2 separate regions of the Mus musculus genome follow, and region 2 is linked to region 1. Evidence: chromatin loops called from intact Hi-C (ENCODE). Cell type or tissue: heart. All regions are shown on one strand. Each heading gives the region's core, and the rest is flanking DNA. Links, peaks and the distances in the headings are about the cores only. Region 1 overlaps Osbpl10 (oxysterol binding protein-like 10). Region 2 overlaps Osbpl10 (oxysterol binding protein-like 10).

Evidence for each region. Hi-C counts contacts between places; a loop is a spot of excess contacts. Peaks named below come from ENCODE experiments on the same cell type or tissue, not always from the same donor. Only the 100,000 strongest peaks of a DNase experiment are listed, where the experiment ranks them.
Region 2: it touches region 1 in a loop (2.0-fold over the local background); 2 of 42 quality-filtered maps call a loop at or near these places.

What each region holds. Positions count from the first base shown.
Region 1 is chr9:115,082,996-115,098,351 of GRCm38, forward strand. All of the region lies in intron 3 of Osbpl10 (oxysterol binding protein-like 10), which reads left to right. Among named protein-coding and RNA genes, the nearest start is that of Gm4665, 95 kb to the right of the region's middle. In heart, for the core only: CTCF peaks have their summits at 5,439 (motif pointing right) and 6,830 (motif pointing right); a DNase peak (open chromatin) is centred at 5,496; H3K4me3 peaks cover 497 bases; H3K27ac peaks cover 894 bases.
Region 2 is chr9:115,217,503-115,232,858 of GRCm38, forward strand. Osbpl10 (oxysterol binding protein-like 10) reads left to right here. Exons shown (of 12, transcript NM_148958.3): 9 at 6,091-6,277; 10 at 9,179-9,361; 11 at 12,358-12,511; 12 at 14,610-15,356. The coding sequence ends at 14,654. Among named protein-coding and RNA genes, the nearest start is that of Gm26962, 25 kb to the left of the region's middle. In heart, for the core only: no CTCF peak of the experiment used is centred there; no DNase peak of the experiment used is centred there.

The DNA.
Region 1 (15,356 bases), core at 2,570-10,569:
CATCAGTTGATTGACTATCAGGTGGGGGAAGAATTCTGCCCTTTATATCCCTCACAGAGCGACACTGGTCAGCTCTATGATAACCCTTGCCACACTTAGAGCAAAGAGTGAGAGTCCCTCCCTGTTTATCTGGAGCTCTGCAATCTTTCTTAAAATGCCCAGGCTTTCCGCAATTAAAACATGTCCTCTGATTATTTCTGCTCATGGAGCGGTTCTGAGATTGAAGGATGGCAGCCGCTAAACCTGCATTGCTGAGAGGTCCCCCAAGCTCTCGACAGACCCTGAGCCAGTCTTGTAAGCCTTTGTTCTTTCTTGGGGCTATGGCCGCTCGGCACTCCTTTGTGGCTTGCTCGTAGATTAGCTGTTCTATGAGAGGCGCAGCTTGCTCTGACTCTCCAAAAATACGCTCTGCTGCCTCTGTCATTCTGGCCACAAAATCTGAGAAAGATTCCTGAGGTCCCTGGATTATTTTTGTTAACTGACCAGTGGTTTCACCTGCTCGAGAGAGCGCCTTCCAGGCCCTAATAGCCGTGGAAGAAATCTGGGCATAAGCTCCCCAATGGTAGTTTGTCTGATCAGCAGAATAAGCTCCCTGACCCGTTAACAAGTCAAAAGTCCAATCTCTCTGCTCTGGAGTCAAAGCAGCTGCGTTTGCTCGGGCCTGCGCCTGTGCAGCTTCGTGCCAAAGCGCTTTCCATTCCATATATTTGCCCATACTAGGGAGAGCGGCTTTTACAACCGTTTGCCAGTCGGCAGGAGTTAGTGCCATGCCAGCGAGCCTGTCTAACTGCGCCAAGGTAAAATTAGCATTGGTTCCGTATTTACGAACCGACTCGGCAATTTCCTTAATCTGTACGTATTCTACCGGAGCGTGGACACGCCCACCCTCGGCTCCTTCAAAGACTGGAAATGCCTGTTGTATTTTCTTTTGTTCCTCTCGGGGAATGAATGAGTCTGCGCACTGCCTCTCTGCGCACTGCCTCTCTGCGCACTGCCTCTCTGCGCATCTCTCTGCGCACTGCCTCTCTGCGCATTGCTGACGCACTACGCAGGGCGGGGGCTCCGCATAGGGCGGACCTTGAAACCGACTGCCGGGAGGTTGAACAGTACGCTGACTTTCGCCAGCCGCTTTTGGCTTTTTTCTTGACCAATTAGCTGGCTGGTAATGGGCTGCTTCTTCCTCCCAGTCTGTTTCCTCAGAGGAGGATTCTTCACTTGCTTCAGAGCTACTAAGAGCTGGCTTCCTGAGCTCATCTAGTGACGAGTATCTCCTAGAGACCTCCGCTAATCGATCTTTTTTCTTCTCCCTTTTTCCTCTTTTTCTTCTAATCTCTCTCCAGGTATTCCTACCTAACCTTAACTTTTCCTCGGGTTCAAGACCCTTGGAAAGGCCTGTATACTTATTTTGTGTACCATACTTTCTCTTTGTTCCTACTCTCTCTCCCCGCTTTACTTCTGATAGCTTGTCCTGAATTTCCTCTAGAATTTTCAGCCCTATCTTAATCACTTGATAACATGTGAAAAAGAACAAAAGGGCTCCTAACACCAGAAAAAATTCAAGGCCAAACATACTCACTGGTACTCTCGTTCCCCAGCTGAAAAGTTCTGAATTCATACAGTTGAATCCTTCTTAACAGTCTGCTTTACGGGAACCTTTATCACCGTCGTTCCCCAGCTGATGAGTTCTGAATTCGGCAGTTGAATCCTTCTCAACAGTCTGTGTTACGGGAACCTTTATAAACGTGATCCGCAGTTCTGGTTCCGGAATGAGGGATCTTCCCTGCGCCAGTCCGGAGTTTTTTCTCGTCCCGGATTTTCTCGTCCCGGAATTCGGCACCAATTGTTATTCGACGCGTTCTCACGACCGGCCAGGAAGAACACCACAGACCAGAATCTTCTGCGGCAAAGCTTTATTCTTACATCTTCAGGAAAAGAGAGCAAGAAGCAAGAGAGAGCAAGAAGCAAGAGAGAGCAAGAAGCAAGAGAGAGAGAAAACGAAAACCCCGTCCCTCTTAAGGAGCATTCTCCTTCGCCTCGGACGTGTCACTCCCTGATTGGCTGCAGCCCATCGGCCGAGTTGACGTCACGGGGAAGGCAGAGCACAAGTAGTCATAAGATACCCTTGGCACATGCGCAGATTATTTGTTTACCACTTAGAACACAGGATGTCAGCGCCATCTTGTAACGGCGAATGTGGGGGCGGCTCCCAACACTCCTTCAACGTCAGCCTCTCCTGAAGTCTTAACTCTGTGCGTTTAGGTGGGTGGAGTAGCTTAGTGGGTAAAGGAACTTGCCGCCAAGCCCGACGACCTGAGGGCAATGCCCAGGGCTTACATTGTGAAAGCAGAGAACCGACTCCAGAAAATTGTCCTTAGCCTACAGCCACACCCACACCCACATGCACATGTTTCCACGGAATAAACAAACAAACACATAAACAGAATCCAAGTCTCAAAGAGAAAAACTCAGAAACCCTGACTTTTTGTGACTCACTGAGTCTCCTCAGGTTGCCTGTGTGCACACGGTCGGGGCGTTGCTTGCTGGAGCACAGACAAGTTACCTCGGCTTCAACATGGAAGAACATAACTGTCTGTCCACAATGCCCTCAACTACCAGTGGTTTCCTCCCGGGAGGGTGTGGGCTTCTGCTTCATCTTTGCTGGAATGTAGACAGGCTCCATCTTGTGCTGGTCTTTTCTCATGGATGGCCATTGTGAGTTTGTGAGTACAGCCTTCCTTCCCATCTGCCGTCTCTCAGAATCTTTCCACCCTGTCTCCCACTGTCTTAGGGTTTCTATTCCTGCACAAACATCATGACCAAGAAGCAAGTTGGGGAGGAAAGGGTTTATTCAGCTTACACTTCCACATTGCTGTTCATCACCAAAGGAAGTCAGCACTGGAACTCGAGCAGGTCAGGAAGCAGGAGCTGATGCAGAGGCCATGGAGGGATGTTCTTTACTGGCTTGCTTCCCCTGGCTTGCTCAGCCTGCTCTCTTATAGAACCCAAGACTGCCAGCCCAGGGATGGTCCCACCCACAAGGGGCCTTTCCCCCTTGATCACTAATTGAGAAAATGCCTTACAGTTGGATCTCATGGAGGCATTTCCTCAACTGAAGCTCCTTTCTCTGTGATAACCCCAGCTGTGTCAAGTTGACACAAAACTAGCCAGTACACCCACCATCTTCTCTGAGCTGGACAAGTTGACGAACGAGTCACTTAGGGCTGAGCACTTAGCCACGTCGTCTCAGCACTAATGAAATGGATATACATGTTCACATAAATAATTTATACTCGGCTGACTATTTGAAACTGCAGATTCATCGTTTTCAGAGTTGATTGATTTTTTTTTTGATTTTATAGTCCTCAATACTGAGGATGTCACTCTGCATAAGTGTGTGGTATGGTAGGCAGAAGTATATCTGGAGCCATTTCGGGAATTATTGGGTGTTCTGTCCTCATCTCAAGCCCAAATTCATTTAATGATTTTTTTTAAAAAATGAAATGGAAACCAGCAAGTCAAATAGTAATTTTTAAGCTCAAACATTGCAACACTGTACAATCCACAGACGCAGTGATGCTTACACGCCAAGCATCACTGTCAGGAAACTACTGGAAGTCTTAGTTTTCCATAATTAAGCTATTATGGTAGTGTATTCTCTTATCTATCTATCTATCTATCTATCTATCTATCTATCTATCTATCTATCTATCTATCTATTTTTGGGACAGTGTCTCATTATATAGCCTTAGCTGCCCTGGGACTTGCTACATAGACCAGGAAGGTCTTGAATTTCCCAGAGATCTGCCTGCCTCTACCTCTTGAGTACTGGGATCAAAAAGCATGGGCCACCATGGTGGCTTACACCACCGTTATGATTTTGTAAGCTCAGAAAACTTGCTACAGTGTTTCAGTAAAACCACCATGGTCAAAGCGTACCTGCTACACAATCTTAGTACTCTCAAGTCTGAGTCCAGGGGCTTCAGGTGGCTCTCCCTGGCGTTGCGTGGCATGATGGTGTGAACAGTGGGAACACTCACACTGTGTGTTCAGAACCACGGCATGGAGAGCTGCTACTGTAGCTCCCAGTGAGTACGGCCAGAAGCACCCGGATTCTGCATGCGTTTGATTTCAGACTAATCTGTGGTGGCGATTATGTGCTCAGAAGGGCTTAGCCTGAGTATTAGTATTAGATCCTAGGGCCTCACGGTTATAGATGGTGAGCTGCCATGTGGGTGCTGGGAAGCAAACTTGGGTCCTCTGGAAGAACGCCAGTGTCTAATCACTGGGTCATCTCTCTACAGACCCTGTATTTTCTATAAGAGAGTGAAGGTAGAATTCTGATGTCATGTCTGGAGTCTTTGGTATAGACTTTAGTGTGTGTGTGTTGGGGGGCGGTTATATACATGAGTGCCCTGCTGGCAGAGGTCCGAGAGGGTGCTGGATGCCCTGGAGCAGGAGTTACAGGTGATTCTGAGCCACTAGATGTGTGTGCTGGGAATTGAACGTGGGTCCTATTGAGGAGCAGTAAGTACTCTTACCCACTGAGCCATCGCTCCATCTCAGGGTCTATGTTTTATTGTTTTTTTGTTTTTGTTTGTTTTTTTAGGTTTCTCTGTGTAGCCCTGGCTGTCCTGGAACTCACTCTGTAGACCAGGCTGGCCTTGAACTCAGAAATCCACCTGCCCCTGCCTCCCAAGTGCTGGGATTAAAGGCGTGTGCCACCACACTCGGCTAGGGTCTATGTTTTAAATCCAGGTCCCTGATCCATCAAAGCAGGGTAGACGAGGCTCCCCATGAGTGTGTAAACAGTGGCCCCAGATGGGCAGAAGTTGGGGTGACCTCCAGTTAGAGTGCAGTCTGCCTCCTGGGATGTAGAAGGAAACTGACCTTTCTGAGCCCAGAAAGCAGTTTTGTAAATAATATATCTCTTGTAAGTCACACAAGCAAAGGAAGGCGTGGGTAAAGTTAATAGAGTGTTGAGTTTGTAATCCCAGAGCCAGATCTGTGAGACACACGCCAGTCCGTCTGTCCTTCCCCATCTGAGTTGTGTCCTGAGGAAGAGAGATCAGTAGATCTGTTTGTTTTCATCGCTTCGACATTTGGATTCTCATTAATATTGACTGTAGGTTTTGTTTGGTTTTGTTTGAGACAGGGTCTCAGATAGCCCAGGCTAGCCTCAAACTCTCTGCGTAGCTGAGAACGACCTCCCCAGCCCTAAAGTCAGGAGAAACTCTTATTGAATGGAGGTAGCACGTGCAAGAAGCACAGAACATGTTCTTCTGTAGGGAATGGTGGTTCACTCTCAGCTCTTTTCACAAGCGTTCTTGCTCCTCATCAGGGTTTCTCCCTGGTGGTATGGGTTTCTCACTTCGGCATGGATGCTCTTGGACTCTCCTGAGCCTGGTGAGGCATTCAGCAACATCTGTAGCTAGTGCCCACTAGATGGCGGTAGCACATACCTCCACCCCTAACCAGACATGACCACAAACTAGCCTGCTGAGAGCTCCCAGGCAGGGAGAGCCATCCAGGCCACAGCCCTGTTTGGCAGGTCTATAGGCAAAGGGACTGAGCCTCAGCGTGTTCCTCTGGCTTGGGCAGAAGTGAGACCCGCAGCCACTTGTCTGTGCTTCCTTCCACCCCACCCCCACCCCAACTCTCAGCTGCTGGGAAATGGTGTTTCAGCGCATACCAGGGAAGCAAGCTGGGGGGGGGGGCGGGGAGGCTGTTGTGTACTTGAGATTCTGCTCTTGGGAAAAGCCCCGCTCTCTTTGCCAGAAGTGTGACAGTCTATCCATCATGTGCCCGGGAGGGATGCAGATAAAAGTCGCCAGAGGTTCTCATTCGAGGCTTGGCGCTTTCTTGTGGCGGTCCTGCGCCATCCGGCTGCTTAGCAGACTCTGGAATCTGCAGCCAGAGACTCTTCTGCGTCCATCTGAGAGGAGCCATATGTATGTCTTGCATTGTTGCTGGGTTTTTATCTACTCTATACTCTGTTTCGCATCAGCGCTGTGGAGAAGGCACACAGAGAGAAAGGTCTGTGAGCCTGGGCCCCTGGTGCCTGCCCAGACAGGGCATTGACTTCTGGGCCTTCTGGCTCTCCTCATGGGGTGTACCCACTCTGCCGTGGTGAGAACCAACAGCCGGGCCTCCTCCTGCCTCATCCCTCTGAGGTCAGATGCAGACAGAAGCTCTTGCGGGTTCTCTGGCCCGTGGTCCTCCCCTAAGGTAACTGTTGAGGTTGGGACTCTACTGGGGAGTGGGGCTAAGGAGGCATTGACCTTAAACTTACCTGCCCTTGTCTGGCTGAGGAAGAAACCTTTGTACCTCAGGACTTCTGGACTTTGCCTGAAGAAGAGCCTCTTTAGATTTTGGTGTTTGAAATACAAAAGGATATTATTAGAGAGCTGACATTTTAATTGAGAAAAAAATAACTTTATACTTTTTTTCTCTATACAGACTTTGGACACCTGCCTTGATTTTTCTGTTTTGAAGCCCGTGCTGTGGGGTTAGCGCTTGGGTGACCCCTGTGGTGTAACACCTAGATAAAAAAACGCCAGTGGGGGAGGTCAAGTTCGCAAGTTAGGACATGTGAATGAGCCAGAAGTGGTAGTGAGTGCCTCGTTCTTGGTGCCAGGCTACAGAGACAGCGGGATTATCCCAAGTTCCCAGTTTACATAGCAGATTCCAGGTTAGCCATGGCTGTATAGTGAGACCTATCGAAAAAAGAAAAAAGAAAAAGGTGACGTCTTCCCACCTCCCCTTCTTTATTGGCCTTGAACTTGTCTGTAAAGCATGTGGGGTCTCAGTAGCCTTACCATTTCACACCACAAGATGGCGTTCTTCAGGCTTGCTTTCATTCCAGCTGCTGGTCCATGTTGCATCCTGTCCTCACCCCGTCCCCCAACCCCAGATCCCAGTTTATAGTCAAGGCCAACTCACTGCATAGACCAGGCTAGCCTTGAATTGTGAGGATCTGTCAGCTGCTGCGAGTGGTGGCCTGTGTCTGTCACCCCAGCTCACTGCTGGTTTAAGCCATTTCTCCTCTTCAACTATCTCGGTTTCCTACCCTGTAAAGTGGGTGGAGAATTTTCCCTTGTGCATGTCACAGAGACATTTCCTGGCAAGTCAATTGATATTTTCAGAGAGACTAGTCGGCGATGGGTTCCATAGCATTAAGAGCATTAATTATAAATCGTGACACATGGTATAATTGCCAGCAATACCTGCGGAAGGTGCTGGAGCGTCCCCGTGGGCGCTGCCGCCGACCTCTGTGCTCTCGTGTGGCAGGGGGTGTTCTGTCTCCTACTTACTTTAATCTACATGAGGAGGGATTTCAAATTGCTTTTTATAGTGCTTGAAGCTCGATGCTGCCCCCCTCCCTGCTCTGGATTATATTTCTATATTTGTGATTTATTACTTTTAAATATTTTCCTCAGAATAGGTCTTAATTTTTTTTTCATGTCAGTGGGGTGTGTGTGTGTGTGTGTGTGTGTGTGTGTGTGTGTGTCTATCTGTCAGCTTGAGAGTGATGACTCTCGTTTGTCATCCCTTGATAGGAGGCTGAAGCAGGGGGATCACCACCTGTTTGAGGCCAGCCTGGTCTACATAGTGAGTTCCAGGATAGCCTGACTATAGGCTGAGAGACACTCTCTCTCTCTCTCTCTCTCTCTCTCTCTCCTCTCTTTCTCAAAGAAAGAAAAGAAAAGAAAAAGAAAGAAATGAGATTGAACCTGAAAAAGGCTGTTGTTTGGTTAAGCAGTGATGTTGTAGTGTGATGACAATGACAGGCTGTGGTGTGGTGAAGCTGTTGTGGTCAGATTGTGGTGTGGTGATATGGTCTGGCTGTGGTGTGGTGAGGCTGAGGTGTGGTGAGGCTGTGGTGTGGTGACATGGTCAGGCTGTGGTGTGGTGTGGTGAGGCTGTGGTGTGGTGAGGCTGCGGTGTGGTGAGGCTGCGGTGTGGTGAGGCTGTGGTGTGGTGAGGCTGTGGTGTGGTAAGGCTGTGGTGTGGTGACATGGTCAGGCTGTGGTGTGGTGTGGTGAGGCTGCGGTGTGGTGAGGCTGTGGTGTGGTGAGGCTGTGGTGTGGTGAGGCTGCGGTGTGGTAAGGCTGTGGTGTGGTGACATGGTCAGGCTGTGGTGTGGTGTGGTGAGGCTGCGGTGTGGTGAGGCTGTGGTGTAGTGAGGCTGTGGTGTGGTGAGGCTGTGGTGTGGTGAGGCTGTGGTGTGGTGAGGCTGTGGTGTGGTGAGGCTGTGGTGTGGGGACATGGTCAGGCTGTGGCATGGTGAGGCTGTGGCGTGGTGAGGCTGTGGTGTGGTGAGGCTGTGGTGTAGTGAGGCTGTGGTGTGGCGAGGCTGTGGTGTGGTGTGGTGAGGCTGTGGTGTGGTGAGGCTGTGGTGTGGTGTGGTGAGGCTGTGGTGTGGTGAGGCTGTGGTGTGGTGAGGCTGTGGTGTAGTGAGGCTGCCGTGTGGCGAGGCTGTGGTGTGGTGTGGTGAGGCTGTGGTGTGGTGAGGCTGTGGTGTGGTGAGGCTGTGGTGTGGTGAGGCTGTGGTGTGGTGAGGCTGTGGTGTGGTGAGGCTATGGTGTGGTGAGGCTGCGGTGTGGTGAGGCTGTGGTGTGGTAAAACAGTAGAGAACATCTTCATCCAAGCCCCATGCTTGTTTCTTGAGGTTCAGTTTTTCTAATACACAGGAAAATCCATGATAGCTTTGAACTGATGTTCAACTGCTCAACCTGTTTCTATTATAAAAGTAATCCGAGCATCCAGGCGTGGGGCCACAGGCCTTTACCTCCAGCACTCGGGAGGCAGAGGTAGGTGGAGCTCTGAGTTTGAGGCCAGCTTGGTTCTGTATAGCAAGTTCCAGGACAACCAGGGCTACATAGAGAGACACTGTTTCAAAAAGTCATAGTAAGGACTGGAGAGATGGCTCAGTGGTTAAAAGCACTTGCTGCTCTAACAGAGGACCAAGTTTCAATTCCGAGCACCCACATGGTGGCTCACAGCAGTCTGTAATTCCAGTTCCAAGGTATCCGACACTCTCTTCTGGCCTGTGTGTGTACTGCATACATGTGGTGCACATGTATGCGTGTGCTCACACCCACCATACACATAAGATAAAAACAACAATAATACCACTGTACATAAGACATAGTGGTCTCATCTTTGTAACAGCCATGTTAATTTGGCATAGCTTATGCAAATACTTATGACTATTGTGTTGGGGGACCTCTTACTCAATTGGATTTTGATTGGTGGTTTAGGATGCGTGTTTGCCCGGTAGCTCTGGGTATATAGTTCCTGACTACATGAGGAGAAATATGGCTTGCCTTTCTGTGAAATGTCTCTGTTGTTCTTCATAAACCTTGCGAGGTGAAGATGAGCCCTTCAGGATGAGTTGGGCAGAGATGGGAGGAGTAGGTAGACAGGCCATGTTAGGATTCTCCGTGAGACTCACCCGGCTCAGCACCTTATATTATTGAATTGAGGAGGCTAAGGAATCAATCCTTGGAGCGGGGTGTGGCGAGCTCACCTGTATTATCAGCATCTTTGGAGGTGGAGGCAAGGTCAGTTGTTCATGATCACCTTCATCTTCATAGTGAGTCTGAGCCTGGACTACATGCGATCCTGTATTTTTTTGAAAGCCCTTGTGCGATATCTCAGCACCTACTATCAGGCTTAAGAACCTCGGTTTGATCCTTGGGACCCGCATCATAGAAGGACAGAACTGCAAGTTGTCCTCTGACTCTCACAAGCAGATCGTGGCAAACTCACACACAGCATAAGCTCACATGGTTTCTTAAAATGAGATGAGATACAAGTAACAGGATTAGCCATTCCAGACGGGACATTTCAGTGACATTTAGTACAGTGCCACGCGCCTACTATGTCTGTCTAGCTCTAAGCAGCTTTCATCCCCTTCATATAGTCCCGTGCCTGTTACTGTGGTTACTTTCCATTTTTGTTTTTTTTTCCCTGTCTGGAGTCCCTGGAAACCACACATCTACTTTCTGACTCTGGATTCACTGATTTTGTCTACTTTGTAGAAATGGAATCCTATAACCTGTGCCTTTTATGCCTGTCTTGTTCAACATTACTAGGTTCAGAGCCCTATAGCATTTATCACTATCATTTTTGATGGCTGCATAATATTCCATTGAATGGATGTACCACATTTTGTTTATTGTCCCTTCATTGGTCCATAGACACTTGAGTGGTCTCTACCTATTGGATATTGTGACTGGTATTATGTTGCGTTGGTTTGTGCCCACCTGTTTATTTCTCTGTTTCAAATTCTTTGGAGTAAGATCTTTATTGCATTTGCTCACTGGGTGGTGAAATATACAGATTAGGAGAGCTCTTTCAGATCCTAACAGTTGCTATGTCTACATTTTGTTTGCTTCGGAATAAATACTTCTCTACATTATGCTGACTTTGGTTGGGTCCTGTTTTTTTGTTTTTGTTTTTGTTTTTTTGTTTGTTTGTTTGTTTTTCTGACAGAGGGGGATTGATGCTTTGTTGTAAGTGTCCTAACTCAGTCCTTGGACTTAGAGTGGAAAAACCATGGAGAGACAGAATTTCTCAGTGGACTTCCGGTACCTGCTCAGAGGTACAATCTTGCACTGTTCCACCTACCACGAGCTCTCTGGGCTTAACCTCCCCTTCCCCTGTTCACATGTCCAGAGGACGCATCTGTTGCCTTTGGTTGACTCTCCCACCCCAACGCTGCTAAACTGTGTGCTTCAAAGATATAGGCAGGAAGGTCAGCTTCATAGCAAGTCCGAGGCCAGCCTGGACTACATGAGACTCTATCTTAAAACAAAAGATATGATTCTAACCTGGCTCAGTGGAACAGACATGGGGTCCCAGCTACTCGGTGGGGCTGAGGCAGGAGGATTGAATATTCAGCACTTACCTAGGCTACACATGAGTGAGTTCAGGGCCAGCCTGGACAGCGTAATGAAGCCCTGTCAGAAAACACAGGGTAAAGACAGGGAAAGGATGCTCGGTTGAGTGAGCCCTTGCCTGAGCGTGCATGAGACCCTGTGTTTGGTCCCCAGTACCACAGGTGACGTGTGTCCCAGACACCACCCCATCATGAGCCTCCAAGGCTTTGTTCTATTTGTGATATCTGTATTGAACCTTCATCTGAAAAATGTATATTGGGATAGTTCTCAGAAGATTTGCTGGGTGGGGGGGTTATAAAAGTGAAATCTACTGCTAAGTCATCTGGAACCAACAAAGATGAATCTTGGTGGCAGAGAGAGGAAGAGGCTCAGCTGCTGAGAGAGGTCGCCTGCGAAAGCACGAGTCGTTACAGCAGGGCCTGCTATCCCACAATGCCCCAGAAGACAGGGCCCGTGCTTGAGGGTTTGCCTGCCGTGCTGAGACTCCAGGCAGTGGAGTGAGGAAACCCTGAAGGATCCTCAGTAAGAAGAGGAAGATGGAAGGGTATGGCCGAGTGCAGCTGATCCCCCTCTGGGGAATTCTTCGCACCCCTGTAGACGGGCAGTTCTCAACCTGTAACATAACAGTCGTCATATCAGATTCATAACAGTATAAAATGACAGTTATGAAGTAGCAACAAAATTATCTGAGGGTTGGGAGTCACCACAGCGTGAGGAAGGTTGAGACCCACTGCTGTAGAGCCTTAACCCAGCTCTCCACCTATGGACAGATGCTGTCACACACCTATGAGCTTCACTGATCAAAGTTTGCCCGTACGGTATTTACTCTGTCTCACACTTGAACCCACCCGAGGATTGTCGCACGTCTTCCAGCTGGCTTCCGTAGATCGGCTGGAGGTCAGAGAGCAGGAGGCAGATGGACTGGGAAGACCTGGAAGTTGACTTGGAAGGCGGCTCCTGGAATTCAAATTTGGCTCAAGAGGATGAAGCCATTCCTGTGGTCCCCCACATTTTTGGATAAGCATTTGAAACCTCTCTCTCAGTCCCTAAGGCTCAAGAATATGACTTCTTTTAGCCTGGCTCTGGAAAGATATGTGTATTCCTGTTTTCTTGATTTATTTTTAAAATTAATTAATTTACTCCTCTCCCCCCTCTCTCCTCCTCTTCCTCCTTCTTCTTTTTCCCTTTCCCTTCCTCTCTACCCCTTATGTGTGTGTGTGTGTGTGTGTGTGTGTGTGTGTGTACAGTTTCTGTGTGGTGGTAGAGGACCTCTCTAGGGAATTGGCTCGCTCTCTTGACCACGTGGGTCCTGGAGATTGAACCTAGGCTGACAGTACTTGGTGGCAGGTGCTTTACTGCAGCCATCTCTCTAGATCCCCATCCCCAGATTTCTTTGTGTCTGTGTCTGTGTCTGGCTTAGGATGCACACTGTATGGTGTGGATGTGTGCAGAGGCCAGAGGATAATCTTGGATGTCATTCCTCAGACAGACATCATCCACCTTTTATTGATTTTTGACATTTTTGTACTTGTGTGCATGCACATACGCAGAAGCCAGAGCAGTGGCCATCAGGTGTACTGCTCATTGTTCTCTGCCGTATCCCTTGAGGCAGGGTCTCTCACTGCACCTGGAGCTAGGCTGGCAGCCAGCAGGACCCCCTTCTCCTTCTGTCTACCCTCCATGGTGCTGGGGTACAGATGTGTGTGGCTGGCCCTTTTGGCTTTTTCCTTGAAGGCTTGGGTTGTACACATAGATCCTCATGCTTGTATAGCGTATTGCCATTTTTCCAGCTGCCGTGACAAACTTCCCTGACGAAAGCAACTTAAGGGAGAAAGGGCTTATTTTGGGCCACAGTTCCAGGGCATATCCATCATGGTGGGGACATCAGGGCTTCCAGAGTTTGAAGCTGCTGCTCAAACTTGTCTCATCTGTAGACAAGAGCCAGAGAGGGGTGTACACACAGTGTCGCTCAGCTTCCTTCTCCACTCTCCACCGTCCAGGATGGCAGCGAGGGGATGGCGCCACCCACGGTGGGCAGCTCTTCCCACCTAACTGAGGAAATGAAGAGAATTCCCTCACAGGCATATTGACAAATAACACCGAACACCTCAAAGCAATAAGCATCCTACCCACTGAGCCATCTCTCCAGCTCCTCGCCCTTTAATTTTTTAAAAGACCCATTCTTTCACTGGCCTGGAGCTTGCCAAGTAGGCTAGGCTATCTGGCTGGTGAGCCTCAAGGGTCCACTTGTTTTCCCAGTGTTGTGATTACAAGCACATACCATCATGCCCAGCTTTTAGATTTATTTTATATTATTGTTGTTGTTATTATTATTATTACTATTATGATGATGATGATGATGATGACTATGAGTATTTAAAATGTGGGTTTTGGAGATTATCTTGGAACCTTATGCACCTTACTGACTGATCCATCTCCCCAGCTTCTCCACATTCTTTGCTCCTGAACCCCACCTTCTTACAACTACTGAAGCCGGCTGATCCAACAGACCCACAGCTACCAAGCCAGTGAAAGCTGTACAAATCCAATTAGATTTCAACACAAGATGAAATTCTCTTTAAAACATGAATAATTTGGAGTCCTCAACAGTCTCATCTCTGAGGACAAGGAGAAATGAAGAGAAATCTCTTCTGTTCCACCATGCAGGGAGAGATAAGCGTTCAATTTTCTCCTTCCGAGTGCTCCGCCGCTGTGGTGACAGTGACGTACTGCCTCAGGGGCCCCTGGCAGGGCAGAACTGCTGTGATTGGGGAAGCCCAGCTGCTTTCCCCGCACATCATTGGTGGGCCAGGCTGTCTTTAGAGTGACAGATGAAGGTATATCTAGTCTCAAGAGCTCCTTAATCTAAAACTTTCTGAATGCCAACAGAACTGGACAGCTGGAAATGTCCCGCAGACAGCTGGAATGCCCCACCCGACCGCGCACTGCAGCCAGAATGCAGGCTTGCTGGGTTGGGGAGATGGGTCGCTTTGTAAAGCATGCATGAATTCAAGCTGCAGAAACTGGCGTGGTGGTGTGCCTTTGTCACCCACACGCTGAAGAGACACAGACAGGTGATCCCTGGGGCTTACAACAACAGCAAAACAAACAAGCAAACCCACAAACTAACACTCAAAGATAAGACAGTGCCTGAGGAACGACACTTGAGATCGACTCCAAATCTCCACACACATGTGTGCAATGACCTCCACATGCAAGCACACATGTGTACAACTCTCACATATGCAATTCACTCACACGCACACACACACACACACACACACACACACACACACACACACCAGTGTACTAAAAATACTGTAGAAAGTTATTCAGTCTATACCCAAGGTATGATGTATAAGACAGTGCCTTATACACTGAGAGAGAGTTATACATTTTCTGCTCAGGCTTGGACTAAATCCATATGTATGTGCAGATCCAGCATCTGGGAAAGCCTAAAATCTAAACTACTCCAAGCTTGTTGGCTTAGGGGCAGTCAGCCATTAACCCAGAGCTGAGCTGCCCTATACTAAAATTTGTGAGCCAATGCCACTTTTTGAAAGAAGGTTTATTTTTAATTAAGCATATGTGTGTGCTCATGTGCACATGTGTGTGGGTACCCATGGAGGCCAGAAGAGGGCGCTAGATTCTCTGGAGCTGGGTTACAGTCAGTTGTGACCAGGTTCTGAGAATGGGACCCAACTCCTCTGGAAAAACAGCCAGTGCTCTTAACCACTGAGCCACACATTTCTTCCATTTTAAAAAACTGACGTGACATTCTCAGAATTAACGCTTATAAAGTCAGACCATCAGACCTTGCCGTGTCCCACAGTATCAAATATTTGACTAAAGCTTAATTTTTTATATACTTAAATAAGTTCAGCTAGCCTTCTGATATGCAAACTTACTTTATTCTTTGATAAATGGTAAAGTTATTTGTATAACACATAATCGTCTTGAAACCTATTTCTTTGTGATTTATTCGCAAATGTTTGAGTTGTACGTATGTTTTGTATGCTTGCCTGCCATGGTCATGCAAAATTTCTAAGTGAGACGGGTTGCAAGTTGAAGGTCTGGGGAAGCCTTGGGTGGCCCCTTCCATGCACACACCACACAGAGAGATTCAGTCCGTGCCCGTGGCCAGTCCTGAATACCCAACACCCTTGTGGTAGCCCCTTGATGTGCCAGATCCACCAGTTTGCTGACTGGAACACAGAGGGTCAGGTCATGTCAGGTTTGTCTCAAGTTCTAGAGGTGGGATGGAGAGATCTGCACAGGAATCTAGCCTTTCCTTTTCACATCAAAACTGAGTTGAAAACAAACCAAGTACGTCAACAATTCTTTTGAGCTGTGGGTACTCATAGAGTCTGTGTTTGGTTTTAGGATTCTTAAAAGTCCCAGACTCCTGTGCCTCAGAGAGAAACCACTCTTCTGGTAACTAACATATCGAGC
Region 2 (15,356 bases), core at 3,532-11,531, 140 kb after region 1:
GGGAAGAGCACTGCTCATTGTGTGGCGAAACCCTCAAGCCCTGTTAAGTCGAGGTGTCTCATGTCTATTTAACTCCCTTTTAAGTCACAGATCTATTTGAGATCCTACAACTCCCATTCTAGAGAACAAAAGTAAACAAACAAGAAAACAAAAGATACCCACAGAATTTTACTTTCAGCCTTTTGGCTTCTCCAGAGTCCTCCTCAGACCCGTCGTATACATATCTATATTCTACATGTGTACATACACACATATACACATATCTATAACCTATATGTGTATGTATTCTATATATCTATATATAGGGAGAGGGAAGAGAGAATGTATGGAGGGAAGATGAAGGTAGAGGGAGTGGGACAACTTGCAGGAAGTAGTTCCCTCGTTCCACCATGTGGATTCTGGGGAATCGAACTCGGACTTCAGCTTTGGTGGCAAGCATCTTTACCTGCTGAGCCTTCTCAGCGGCTCCACTGTTGGGAGAGCTCGCTGTCTGAGCACTTACAGGTGCTGGGCACTGTCCTAGGACCGACGGATACTTGACTAAGTAAGGAAGATCCCTCACAGTCCCTGTAGCTGTGCTACAATTCTGTGTCTGGGGAACAGACAAGAGGGGCCGGCGTCAGCTGAGTTCTGTGTTGAGAACTAAGTGCCATAAAGAAAGAGACAGGGAGTGGTCTGGGAGGGGCGGGGCAGGCTGCTTGTGAGTGCCTCCCTGAGATGGGGCATGGAGAGTAAGGTGTGAGGCGGAGCTTGGCGCCCCAGGAGCCCCAGGAGCAGCTGAGAAATACTTTCCCAGACCTCTACTCCAGTCAAACCAGGATTCTTCGCTGCTTTGAGGAAAAGAATTTCAGGTCCAGCCAGTATTAAACAGGTCTGGAGTTTAGCAAGACATTTAAAACATTAATTTAAGTGTGGGAAAGAAAGAAAATAGAAAAAGAGGTGTCACTTTCACATATGGGCATCAGCTCTTGGGAAGATGACCTCAAACACCTTAGCAACAGGCATACCCCCCCCCTCTCTCTCTCTCTCTCTCTCTCTCTGTGTGTGTGTGTGTGTGTGTGTGTGTGTGTGTGTGTGTGTGGTTGACTTCCCTAGTTACATCATGAAAGGTCACTAAATCATCCCCCTTTTTCTCTTTCTGGTAAATGAGGTGGTGGGCAGCACCTGGAGTACCCTTAGGTGTCTTAGCCACTGTTCTATTACTGTGAAGAGACATGATGACCAAGGCAACTTATCATTTAATTGGGGGCTTACTTATAATTTCAGAGGTGAGGCCATGATGGGAGCATGGCAGCAGGAGGGTGGGCAGGGGGGCAGGCATGGTGATGGAGCAGTAGCTGAGAGCTCACCTGATCTGAAAGTCAAAGACAGAGAGAGCTAGACTGAGCTTTTGATACCTCAGAGCCCAACCCCCAGAGACACACCTCCTCCTCCAAGGCCACACCTCCTCCTGATCCTTCCTAAGCAGTCCAACAACTAGGGACCAAGCATTCAAATAAATGAGCCTCCGGGGGCCATTCACAGTGTTGTGAGAGTCTTGAAAAGGTGTAGGTTAGCTGTGAATGGTAGTACATACCTTTAGTCCCAGCACTTGGGAGACAGAAGCAGGCAGATCTCTGAGTTCGAGGGTAGCCTGGTCTACAAAGTGAATTCTAGGACAGCCAGGACTACACAGAGAAACTCTTGTCTTGAAAAGAAATGAAAAAAATTGTAGGGAAAGGAATAGGCCATTCCATGTATAAACAGGCCATCAGCATGGTTTATTGCTATATAATTTTTAAAACTGTTATAATTACATGTAATTAATTATGTCTATGTGTATAATGCACATGTGCAGGTCAGAGGACAACCTGTCAGGAATGAGTTCTCTCTGTCCTCCATGTGGATCTGGGGGATTGAACTCAGGCCATCAGTTGTGAACTTTAGGGGATTATTAAGGTCTAACCTGTAACAGTCCTATTGTGTTCTGAGGTGGGGAAGGCTGAGGGGGTGTGCCCATCATTGTGAGGTGGGTTTTCTTTCTGTTTATAATTTTTAGGGGGGAGGGGTGTTTGCTGAGAGAGTCTTTTCTATTGTATTAACCCTCATCCTCACTGCGTAGCCCAGGCTGGCCCTGACTTTCATAAGCTTTGGCCACCACATCTGGTTCTTTACCAATGCCATGATTTCTTTTTAATTATAGCACACACACACAGTGTGTGTGTATGTGTGCGTGTGTGTATGTGTATAAATATGATACATGTATGCAAGTGTGCAAGGCACAGTGAACATATGGAAGTCAGGAGTCAGCCTTCTAAGCATTTGGACCCACAGATTGAACTCCCGACTCTCCCGTTACCTGTAGGTACTTTTGCTGAGCTACCTTGCTGACCCTCGTTGAGGTTTTTGCTGTGAGCAGCTCAAAGGATGCGTAGCTCCAATCCGAGTGGGGAGGGAACGGAGGGAATGTAGGGTCACTGCTGGTCAAGTATGGTGCTCCTGTGGAGAGCTTACACTCTGCCTGGGGAATCCCTGGCCCAGGTAAAATTATGTCATGTAAAGGCCAAGGGGTTTGCTGTATGAGCCCTGACCCCTGCTGTCCTTCCACAGGGAGGGGTATGGAGGGGTAGCAGAGGCAGGGAGGCCACCACAGAAGGATGGGAGCGGTAGGCAGCTATGGAAGGCCATGTTGATCATCTCTAAGAAGATAAGATCTGACTACTGGTGTCTGGGCCTGGAGGTCACAGGTGACCTACAGAGCCCTTGTCTGTGGTTTTCTGAGTGAAGACCCAAGCGCATCCCTTGAGGCAGGATCTGGGGAGAGTTAATAGAGCCAGTGGTATTTGTGGGCAGAGTGTTGAGGAAGCCGTGTGTGGAGGGCAGCCTGTCTGATCTCCCGTGCTGAGGATTTCTTCAGCGTACAACCTTCCGTTCTGGATGGGAAATCAGAATCCGAGACACTTCCAGAAAGTTCTGAATGTCACAGGTTCAGGACCATGTGAGGGGGGTCTAAGCAAGGGCAGAATGGTGCCTGGCCCTGGTACCTTCAAGTCCTTCCAAGGGTACAGCCAGGTCTGCCTGGGCCTGCCCTGGAGGAGGTGAGGTCAGGCATTTCCTTCTGGGCCTGTGCTCTTCCCCAGTCAGGCTCCTCCTCCAGCACTCAGTCTTTCCCCGAGTCAGGCCACAGTGCCACCCTGGGCAGCGAGCCCAAGGCTGGGTCTCCACAGCTGTGTGGCCTAGTGGAGAGCTCACTGGAAGCGAAGGCCCCAGAGGGAGGTCTGTGTTGGCACTGACTTGTGTCCCTCGGTCTGCAGTTAGAAACAGAGCAATTCGATCTATCTTCATTGAAAAACAAAAAGCGGCGCCAGCAAGATGACTCTATAGGCTAGAGGCAGCCCCCAAAACCCAAGGTTAACTGACCCACATGGTGGAAGGGAAAGAACCGATTCCCACAAGTTATCTTCTGGCTGCCATACACACTGCCCACCCCCCACCCCCTCAACACACACACACATGCACACACGATACATAAATAAAAATTAGAAAAAAATTGGTATTCGGGTTATTCTATCTGATTTTCATACTTATTCTAAATTCCCCACAGAGTGTGTCCTTTTGCTGTTTTTTTGTTGTTACGTTTTTTTTTCCTTTTGTTTTTAAAAGGGAGGTTCTTTCTGTAGTCCTATAGCTCATTATGTAGCCCAGGCTGGCCTAGAGGCCTGCACCATTATACCCAGCAGCGGCAACTCTTTGTAGATGAAGTACAGGTGTTTGTGAGAGACCACCACCATTAGGTTCCGGCCTGCTTCATGCAGCGCCACAGGCCTGCTTATCTCCGTATTGCTAATGGGCTCTAGAAAGCCTACTCCTTCAGGCGGCTCAATTCACCAGCATCTGACAGATGACTGGCACTGCCCTTGGTGTGGGTTTCTGCAAGCGGATGAATATCCGGATGTCCTGGTTAAGGTCAGGAAGGCTTAGCCCTCCAGTGGGGCCACAGTAGACATGGTGGTGAGGTTGTGGCATCAGGGAGACAAGCTGCCCTTCCGGAAGGCAGTTACTGCCTTAGTGTCTCTCACTGTTGCTGTGGTAAAATACAGACAGGAGAAACTTAAGGGAGAAAAGTTGTGTGGTTTACAGACCACCATGGCAGGAACATCACAGGTGGCAGAAGCTTGAGAGAACTGGTCACACACACACCATTTCCCCATCAGAAGGGAGCAGTAGACTCATGGCTATCACCTTACTTTCTTTTCATTCAGTTGGGAACCTCGGCCCGTGGCATGGCACTGTTCACAGTCCAGATGACCCTTCCCACCTCAGCTAATCCAATTAAAACAGGCACTCCCACAGGCCAGCCTAGTCATCACTCCCCTCCCAAGTGACCCATCAGGCCAGTCTATGATGAGAACTGACTCTCCTAACTAGCACATAGCCATCAACACCCACAGTGCGTATGGGGGCCTAGAAGTGACCGAAGCTTTTTCCAGAGTCCCAGGGGCCTCGTCCCTGCCAGAACCCCTCTCTAGGGATATGGCCAGTGCTTGGGGAGTCAAGGAACTTAGAAGTAGAACCGAGGGGTGACAGGGACATCCTGGTGGCCTTTTTCCTTTTCCTTTGAGACAGGGTAGACCCTGGTTTCACTGTGTCCCAGGTAGGCCTTGAGTTTTCAGTCCTCCTGCCTCAGCCTCTGGGTGACAGGTGTGGACCAGCACACCCTGTGACGTCTCTTTGCAGTCTTCTACCCCAGCTCTTGCCTTCTGTCTTCTCAAGTTGCCCAGTTTGTGGATGCTATGCACAAAGGTAAGCTTTGAGACAGATGTTCCGGGAGACAGATGTTCAGGCTAGAGCCTTCTGCAAGGCCAGGATGGAGTGAGGGTGGAGTCTCATTCTCTTATTGATGATGTGATTTGATTGTAGCATCTTATTCCCCTATTGATGATGTGAGTGTAACATTTTCTCCTATTGATGATTTGAGTGTAGCATCTTATTCTCCTATTGATGATCTAATTGCCCTATAGATGACGTGAATGTAGATCTTCCCATTCCCCTATGGATGATGTGAGTGTGTGGCTGAGATGATGAGGCCTCAGACCCTCTTCCTCATGGTCTGTACCCAGACCTCTGTGTCCCACCTACCACGCTCCCTGTGCGTGTGCAGGCTCTCTTCTCCCTCCCCTAGACTTCCTCCCATGTCTAGATCTTTGTCTATTTCAGGAGAGATAGGGACTGGCAGTGCCCCTTAGGCTCTGTCTGCAGCATCAGTTGTCCCCTGCTTACAGTGAAACCATGATCCTTACTGTCCTGGGAGGTGGTGACGCTCGAGGGGCACCATGCAAGGAGCTCCCAGGAGGCTGGTGACCAATGGGCACCAAGTCCCCTTGAGGACTGTTGGCACCAGCCTTTACTCTTGTTGGTTGGAGAACCAGGAGCCTTGGGAAGGAACATCACAAACAACTTTTGGTCATGTATATGCAGCTAAAGAATGGAGTTGTCACCCATGTAGGCTCCTGGTGCCTTGATGGTGGGTGTCCTTGTCTCAGTACTGAAGGGGAACAGGGAGAGACCTGCAGGGCGAGGTGCTTGCTCACGGGGTCCTCTCATACACTAGCTGCCCTGGAGCAAGACTAAAGCCATTCCCTTCCTGTTGATCTGCTCATCCTCCATACCTCTGCACTCAATCTCTTCCCTCACAAAGGTCCCTTCCTCGGTCTTTCTTGTCACCACGGGGGAATTGCTTCTTCCTTGAGGCACGCCCCTTTTCTACATTAATTTGTCCTTGGCACCGTCCACCATCCCCCTACTGCCTTGATCGTCGTCACTGTGGTGTCTTTCCTCAGTGATTAATGCCCACCCAGCTGACAGCAGATCTTCCTTGCTCGTGGTCTTTCTCAGAGCTTCATGTGGTGCAGACAACAGCACCCAGGGCGGTGAACAGAGAGCTCTGTTGAGGTGAGAGGCATGGCAGGCATGTGTTGCAGGCCATCTTGGATCTCCTGCCTGAGTGTGCCCACCCTTCATGCTCTGCCCATTCATGCTCTGCCCACTCATGCTCTGCCCATTCATGCTCTGCCCACTCATGCTCTGCCCGACTCTCCCTCTCTCCTGGAGGTGTGCTTCGACTTCTGGACCACGGGGAAGAGTACGTCTTCACGCTGCCCAGTGCCTACGCCCGCTCCATCCTCACCGTGCCGTGGGTGGAGCTTGGAGGGAAGGTCAACATCAGCTGTGCCAAGACTGGGTACTCTGCCACCGTGACGTTCCACACGAAGCCCTTCTACGGCGGGAAAGTCCACAGGTAGGAAGTGGCCAGCACTCTGGCTGTGTTTTTCTTTTGCGTCTGAGTCCCCTCACCCTTTGGGAAGAAATAGGTGTGGTAGGCCCACCTGAAATCCCAACACTTTGGAGGCAAGAATAGAGAAACAGAAGTTCAGGGTCATCCTTGGATGCTTAGGGAGGCTTGGAAGACATGGGGTCTTGTCTCAAACAAAACAAAACAAAAAAGGACAATAATTTAAAAAACCAACCAACCAACAAACAAAAAACAGCCGGGTGGTGGTGGCGCATGCCGTTAATCCCAGCACTCAGGAGGCAGAGGCAGGTAGATTTCTGAGTTCAAGGCCAGCCTGGTCTACAGAGTGAGTTCCAGGACAGCCAGGGCTACACAGAGAAACCCTGTCTCGAAAAAAAAAAAAAATAGATGGGGTCCTAGCCAGGCATTATACCATTTAACTATAAGCCCAGTCCTTTGGAGGCAGACACTCAAATTCCAGGCCAGCCTGGGCCTACCCAGCACACTGCAGGCTTGGGTAACATAGTAAGACCCTGCCTCCAAAATGTCAAGAGCTGGGGGCTGCATAGTGTTTGCCTGACATGCACAAAAGCCTGAGTTCATTTCCCCAGCACTCTCTGTCCAAAAATATAAAAAAATAAAAAATAAATGGTGCCAGGCGTAGTGGCACACGCCTTTAATCCCAGCACTCGGGAGACAGAGTCAGGTGGATTTCTGGGTTCGAGGCCAGCCTGGTCTACAAAGTGAGTTCCAGGACAGGACAGCCAAGGCTATACAGAGAAACCCTGTCTCCAAAAACCAAAAAAAAAAAAAAAAAAGAGGCAACCATCAAGACAGAGTGAACAGTCTTGTTTGAAGAAACACCTCTCTCCTTCATTTCATAGGGAAGGCTTTGGGGTCTCCCCACTCATTTATGGGGCGTCCATGGTAACACAGGAGACTCCCAGAGGGTAAATGGCCTTTTAGCCCTCCACTTTCTAGTGCAGCCCTCTGCAAGTGCAGGCATTATGGCAGCCCCCATTGGAGTCTTAGGTGTGTAAGCCACTGGCTATGTCACTGTCCTTAGAAGCTAGGGAAAATCAGGTCTTGAACTAAGGGAAAGGTCACCATTGGAGGAAGGGCAGCCTTTTTCTATAGCCATGATTGGGGCAGGCCCACCACTGTGCGGACTTCAAATCCCTAGCTGTTTCTAGCAACGGGCTGGTGTTAGTTTGAGACACACACACACACACACACACACACACACACACACACACACACACACACACACACACACACAGCAGTACGCTGGAGTTATGCTAATTGGGCATCTTTCTCCCCAGCATTCATTTGTTATACTGGCAGCTGAAAGACAATAGAGGGATCATCAGAAGCCCTGCAGCCAGAGTGTTCCCTGTGGAGAGCCCAGTACACAGCATTGCTGGCATGGCCCACTAACTCTGCACGCCAGGCATGCCTACAAGGAGCCTGAACGGCTCTCAGGTCGAGGGAAGCCTACACTTGAAAACTGGAAACCTGGGGTAGCGAGATGGCTCTGGGGTTAAGAGTACTTACTGTTCTTGCAGAGGACCAGAGGTCAGCTCCCAGCACCCATAATTGGATGGCTCACTCCACCTGTAACTCCAACTTCAAGCCACCCACCTCAGATCTCCGTAGACACCTAGATTCAGCCTGTATATGCTTCTCCCCCGATACATGTAATGAAAATAAAAAAGGCAAACTGGAAACTCAGCACAAGCTGGACCACTGGGCGCAGAGGACGCGGCTCCAGGAGCATTTCCTCCCACTCAGAGAGCCCCGAGTTCCCCTAACATCGTAGGAAGGCAGTTTGCAGAGGTCTTTATTTCCTTCACTGTGTATACACATGCATGAGTGTGGGGCTGTGCCCATGGTGTATGTGTGGAGGTCAGAGGACAGCTCTGTGGAGCTGGCTCTCTCCTTCCGCCTTTACATGGATTCTAGAGACCTCATTCAGGTTGCCAGGCTGGCATGGTAAGCCATCTTACCAGTCTTCCCCAGGGGCTTTAAAAACGAGCTTGAGGGTGGTCAGCCAGGTATTGCTGAGTCCGCAGGTACTGCCCTGAGCTAGCAGGCAGTGCCGTGAAGCCAGGTTTGGCTCAGCCTTCATCGCGGAGTGTGTGGGTACTGGGTGGATAGATACATGGACTGGACGGACTGTGAGCAACCCGTTCTTCATCCCCACCCAGAACTGACCTCCTGGGGATTAGATTGTTTGCTGTAGCTTTTGTTGTTGAGACAAGTTGCCATATAGCCTAGGCAGGCCTTAAATTTGTAATCCTCCTGCCTCTGCCCCAAATGCTGGGATTATACAGGCTTTTGCACCACGATGGTTGGCATAGAACCAAAGACCTTATTTAAGGATGGAAAAGCTCTTCCAACACTCTTTCCATGGTAGAAATGTAGCACTAGGAGATGCTGTTTTGGGGAGGAGAGGATATATTTTACTGTTGGGTCATGCCCGTGACAGAGGCATCTTCTATAACCACCGGGCTTGTCTCTCGGAGCAGTGAGGCAGGCTGACGGCTCTTACTGTTGATCTGTCTTCAGACCTGAATTGGTTTTATCTCAGGGTTTTGCTCTTCTCTCTTTTCTTTCCTTTTCTCCGTCTCTTCTGTTCTCTTTTTTGGTTCAAAGTCTATCTGCTTAGCCCTGGCTAGCCTCGTTCTTGCCTAGATTATCCTGCCTCTGTTTCCTAAGTGCGCGGGGTTACAGGCGTGAGCCCACACACCCGGCTATCTTCTTTTCTTGTTCTGATCAAGAATACTATACCTTCTTTTAAGACCCAATCTTTGGGCCAGACTGCAAACCAGCCCGTTCTCCCTAAACTGCCCATTGAAAAGGGACCCGGACCCCCCTTTGATTCATTTGACCTTCTCATTAATTCAGGGTCACAGCTGAAGTGAAACACAACCCAACCAACACCATCGTCTGTAAAGCACATGGGGAGTGGAATGGCACCTTGGAGTTCACCTACAGCAACGGGGAGACCAAAGTCATCGACACAACCACCCTGCCTGTGTATCCTAAGAAGCTTAGACCCCTGGAGAAGCAGGGGCCCATGGAGTCCAGGTATGCCTGTCCCCTCCTTGGCCGAGGGATCTGTGGGAAACTTAAGCAGCATAGCTAGTAGCAAAGGATGCGAGTGTGCTTCCGTTAGCCACTGAAACACCCCTCGTCCATTAGGGATGGACCCATGTAGAGATCACTCGGGTGGTTCTGCAGCTACAGAGTGGGTGACCATCCGCCATCTGGCAGATGTGTGCTGCCTGTTCTGAAAAAGTTTGTCCACTGCCGGATTATTGGTGGATTGTAAATTAATCTGAGAGTTGCTGGTAATTCCAAGAACTATGCAGGGAAACAGAGAGACTTTTCTTTTCCTTGACAGCTATTTTTAAAATATTGAGTGCTGGCACGGGCAGTGGAGTCGACTGCACACATCCCGTGCTCCTGGGAGAAGCAGGGGCAGCTTAGGGACCGTTAGATTTAAACACGTGAGCTCACTTTAATCCTGTCTTCTATTTCTAGGGAATCTATCTGTTGGCATGGGAAATTATTAAGTTCAGAAAAGATTCAAACATGTTTATTTTTGAGAAAACAATTCAAGAACGAGAAACCATTTATGCCACGGACCACCCCAGTTGGGTATGGGGGTCCCTGGAATGAGGGTCCTCGAAGTCTAGGTGGGTAAGGATTCGGCAGTGACAAACAAAAACAAACACAGAGGCAGTCTAAAGCAGGGGTTTTTATACATTAAAAGAACAAATATTACAACTCTTAGAAGATGTGTTCAGTGAAGCAATCACAAATACCATCGTTATCATTTGGCACAGTAAAGCACAAAAATCAAGCAAACGTTACAACTCTGAAAAGATGCACTCAGTGAATCACAAGTAGAACAGGTGACATCATGATTAATAGGAATCTCCCAAGCGTTACAACTCTGAAAGGGTAAAATCAGTGGGGCAGTCATCTGAGGCTAGTGGCAGATCTCCAAGAGCAGGTTAGTAAATCTTTATGGTCAATTATTGTTTAACATCTAATGCCTAATTTTTTTATAAATCTCCAGTGTGTAAATTTAAACTATTTTAATTCCTTTTATTTAAGGCTTTCTTTACCATGTACCAAAGCCCTCCTCCGATAACACATGTGTAGCCATATGAAATTTATTGTTGGGAACTGTCATAATACTATTATATAATTCTGTAAGTGATTTGTAAAGTAAAACGTTGGTTTCCCCAGAGATAAGGTCATGTTAGTGACCCCATCTCAAGGACTGGTTCTTGCACATTATTCTTGCTTAAGATTGTAGCCTAGGCTACCAGGAACTGTAAATAAGGAAAGGAATAAGAGAAAACAAAACAGATAGATTGCCATGAGAACTACGGCTCAATATTTTGCTCTGGCCAAGAGTTCCACAGCTGGTTCCAGGAGACCTCCTTCTTTTGAAGTCTGTCACCTCAGTGTGTAGAACTTGTCACACAGATTCTACTGGGGTCGATGTAGCACATTTATATACATACCCGGCATCTGGAAAATGGTTAAGTAAATTATGAACTATCTACTTAATTAGTATGTCCACTATATGCTGTCATGTGACAGCTATATAGCTCCACAAGCCGATTGATCATAGAAGTTGCTATTTTGATATTTCAGTCTAAGCCAACGTGGCTCACGAGTCCAACTGAAACCTGACTGATTTACCAAAAAAGAGGTTTTTTTTTTTTTTTTCTGTATTCACTTTATGTTTACGTGCAAGTGTGTGTTTCAGCACACACGTGGAGATCAGAGGATAGCTTTCCTTTCACCAGGTAGACTCTTGGGATCTAACTTAGGTAGTCAGGCTTGGTACCCTCTTCCTGGGTACTGGTTAGAAACCCAGCCAGAGTCATTCATAGTGGTGAATAGCAAATACAAGTTCTGTGTGTAGAGACATAAACTCTCCCCCACCCTCCCTGTTGGACCATGGCTGCAGGCAGAGAAAAGGGTATGGTAAGGAGGTAGTTGGCACCAGGCCCCACTGCCTCTGAGGGGCATTCCCGGGATGGCGTTCAGCTGCTCCTTGGTCAGCTTCTGGGTACTTGGAACCCTGCGAGGAGCCAGAATTAGCGAGGAGCTGCTGTTTTCTTCTTCCTCTGTATGGTGGCACATACCTCCCTGTAACCTAACACTCAGGAGACTGAGGCAGGAAACCAGGCTGAGACACCATCCATCTTACACTGTAAGACCCTGACTCAGGAAACAGTCACACAGACAGCATGAGGCTCACTCTAGGGAAACTGAGCTCTCCACTTAAGGCTCTTAAGAGTGGCTGCTCTGCCCCTAGTCCCCGTCATCCCTGCTGGGTCCCAGGCTTCCCTTATCTGTAGTCAGAAAGGCCATTGGCGTCACTTGTGTTGTGAATTGAGCTCTACCTTGATGCCAGCTTTTCCCCTGGCAGACGATCCCAGTAGAGTGGGCTGATGATGCTCCGCCTGCTCATCACCTGTGTCAGCTCCTGATGAACAGCAGGGGCTGAGCAAAAGCCCTGTCTTGGATCCCAGAGGCAGGCCTGGAAATGCTACTCTGACAGCCTCTTGGGGTCGCCCCTGACTTCCTCTTCCTCCCATCCCCCCTCCTCCTAGCTGGGTGTTCAGGGCTTTTCTTAGGCAGGTTCCCTCCCCCACACTCATTTGACATGAGTTTTCTCCATCAAATGCAGTTGCTGATAATATAGCCACCCATGTCATTGGGTCATGAGGATTAAATGAGTGTCTCTAAGATGTTTATAGGGGTGCCTGGTAAGAGCTGTGTATACCCGCTGTCCCTGGTGTGCTTGGGGTGGGGTGGGATGGGGGGCTCTGCTTGCTCTTTCCATTAGCTTCCACCTCCAGAGCTCTACTCAGAGCATGAGGAAGTCTTGCTGTTGGGAACAGGTAGTGTGGAGACAGCAGATGTGTAACCAAGGAGCCCTGGCTCCACCCCTGGCCCTTGGATTCCCACAGACAGGGGCCTAAATGTCTGTCTGTCCACTGTCATGGCAGTAGCTGGCCTAGTCCGATGGCTCCTTGTACTGTTCGTCTTTCTAGGAACCTCTGGCAGGAAGTCACCCACTACCTGAGGCTTGGGGACATTGACGCAGCCACAGAGCAGAAACGACGCCTGGAGGAGAGGCAGAGGGTGGAGGAGAGGAAACGGGAGACCCTTCGCACACCGTGGCGACCCAAGTATTTCATCCCGGAGGTAACCCTGGCCTGCTACCAGGCTCTAGCCCTGATTAAGGTCACCTCAACTTTTATTGTTGAGACAGTGGGACAGACAGGGTCACACAGGACAGACAGAGTGTGGCTCTGGCTCAGGATGGGGGTTGGAATTGAGGTGTGTGTTTCCCCAGTAAGGTCTTGACATCTCATACCATCACAAGGGCAGAAGTGTGTAGCTGACACTTCCCCTGCAGTGTCCCTCCTCTCAAAAACCCTTCTAGCCAGCCAGGCCTGGAAGGAGGGGGCTGGGCCTCTCTACCATTCTTCCCACACAGTTGGTTGGTCTCCCTGCTGCCTCCCCATAGAGTACTGTCACAGCATGACCTCCTGAGGGCCACATGGGAGGGGCAATGGCGAGCAAAGCTCAGAGAGGCCTCTGCCTAAAGTGCTGCCCCCACCCCTGTCCCCTCAGGGAAAGCAGGCAAGGGGCTGGGCGACCATCTGAAGCCAACCTTAGATTTGTCTCCCGTGTGGCTGTGATAAAACACTTGGACAAAATCAACTCAGGGGAGAAAGGGTTATTTGGCTCACAGTTCTGGTCACAGTCCAGCACGGTCCATCACTGTGGGCAAGTAAAGGTGACAGTGCCTTGAGGCAGCTAGTCACATCTGTAGTAAAGAGTGGAGAGCTTTAATTTACATAAGAACAGAGAAGGTGAGCTATTACTTAGCAGTGTAGGCTTCCATGATCTCACTTGAATTAATATAAACCCAGAGGATTCTGCAGGGAAGCAGGCCTACCTAATCTACAGCCTCGCCCCATCCTGCCTCCCTACTGGATCTCAGATTGTGTCAGAGGTGTCACAGTGTTGTTTAGGAAGTAATTGTGGATGGGGCCTGGGGTACAGCTCACCTTGTTTCCCTGGCACCACTGGATACTTGAAGTCTCAGCATTCGGGAGGTGAAGGCAGGATCGCCCTCAGCTGTGTAGTGAGCCTGTGGCTTGTGGGAGTGGGCTAAGGAGTAGGGGGAAGAGTCAAGAGGCTTTATCTCCCATCCAGAGAACAGTGGATGCTTAGTGAGTAGCCGGGATTGAGTTTTTAATGAAGATCCTATCTGTATGATGCTAAGGGGTTATACGCATTCAAATGCCCATAGCCAATTTGGACCAGTGGGCCCAGGTGTCCTACCTACTCTCTTAGCACCTTCTATGAGGATGGGTTGTTGGCTGTGGGGTGAGCAAGGGCACCCTAGTGACATGGATGGGGGAGAGGGAACTTATGGACAGGAGGTAGAAGCTGAGGCTGGTACTTGGGAAACTGCCTCGAAGGGTCTCCTTCCTGGGTGGGTGCTTCGCTCAGATGACAGAAATCCTTGAAGCTTTCCCTGAGGGGAGTCCTGTCTATGCAACAGCTTGCCTGACTCATATGGAAATTTATTCATTAAAAAGCAAAACAAACAAACAAACAAACAAACAAACAAAACCCCACTACTTGAAGTTCTATTTCTGGGGCTTGGTAAAAGCCACTGTCTGTGACAGGACTAGGGACACATGTCACCCTGACACAAGGATGCTTAGCTCCCCTTGATGCACTTCCTTCCGGTCCATCACTTGATTACAGATGCCCATTCCCTTTTTCCTTGCCTGGTGGCTGAACGGTGGCATTCCTCCTGTGGCATCTGTCCTCGGACACACTGTGATGGACACCTGCCAAAAAGCCTTCACTGGGTAGGCAGGCTTCCACATCATTGGTCTGTGTGCCTCCTCCCTTCACCCCCAAGGTGACTCTGAGTCTTCATCCAGCCAACCTCTCTCTTTTAGCCCCTCTGTCCTGAAATTCTCTTTTGCCAAGTCATCTAGATAGAAGAAGCTGTCAAGACCCCTTTTATGTTGGTCATTTCTGGGACTCCCTTTTAAAAGCAAATGCATATTTTTTTCTTGGTTAAGGCAGGGAGAAATGTATCCTCAGATATGTTCAAGAAAGGGTAGGGAAGACCATCAGCTAGGCCTGCTGTGCAGTGCTGGGATTGGGTCTTGGCTGGTGCTGTGTGCTGTATCAGAGGTGGGCTGGTCGGGAGGTGTCCTCCAATCTTGACTTTGTGAGGTTCCCTCCTGTCACCTCCTTCCTTCTCTTTCAGGGCGATGGCTGGGTGTACTTCAACCCCCTCTGGAAGACACACTGATGGGCGGAGGTGCAGTGCTTCCCGTAATAGGCCTGGTTTTGTAGGAATTAAAGTGGTACAGTATCAAGATTCCGTTGGTATTTGTTGAAATCTCTTGCTAGCATCCAAGTCGGAGAGAGGGGTTACATGAAACATGCACCTCCAAATTCTGTCTGAGGATTTTATTCAAGGAAGGGCAGCCGAGGCCCGTGGGCACACCTCTCACCTGCCAAGGCTGCCGTGGGTAACCTTGAGCTCCGTTTTATTCACGAGAGTTGGTGTTCTTTATTTCTCACGTTGCCACAGTCATTCTGCCATGGTCTGTCCTACTCACCGTCTCCTGTCTTTTGTCACGATGCAGGCTGAGGTGGCACAGCCTGGAAAAGGAGCGAATTCCTGGCGGAGGAGGGGAGTGGCCACCGGCAGAGGGGGTAGTGGCCACCCGGCGGAGGGGAGAGTGGCCACCCTGGGGTGATGCTTGTTCTGATCCAAGGCTGTCTGTCCACATCCTAGAAAGAGCAAGCAGGCCTTCCAGTTGCACAAGGTGACAGGAAGCCACTGGGGGCTGATATGGAACCTTCTAGAAGGGAGTGACTCCTGAGGAATCAGGGCCAGGCCCACCAGGTGGTTTTATCCAGTCTCTCTGACACTTCCCATGCCCAGAGCATGAGACCCTGTGTTCTTCACAGCCGGAAAGAAATCACACGGTCATGACAAAGGGCT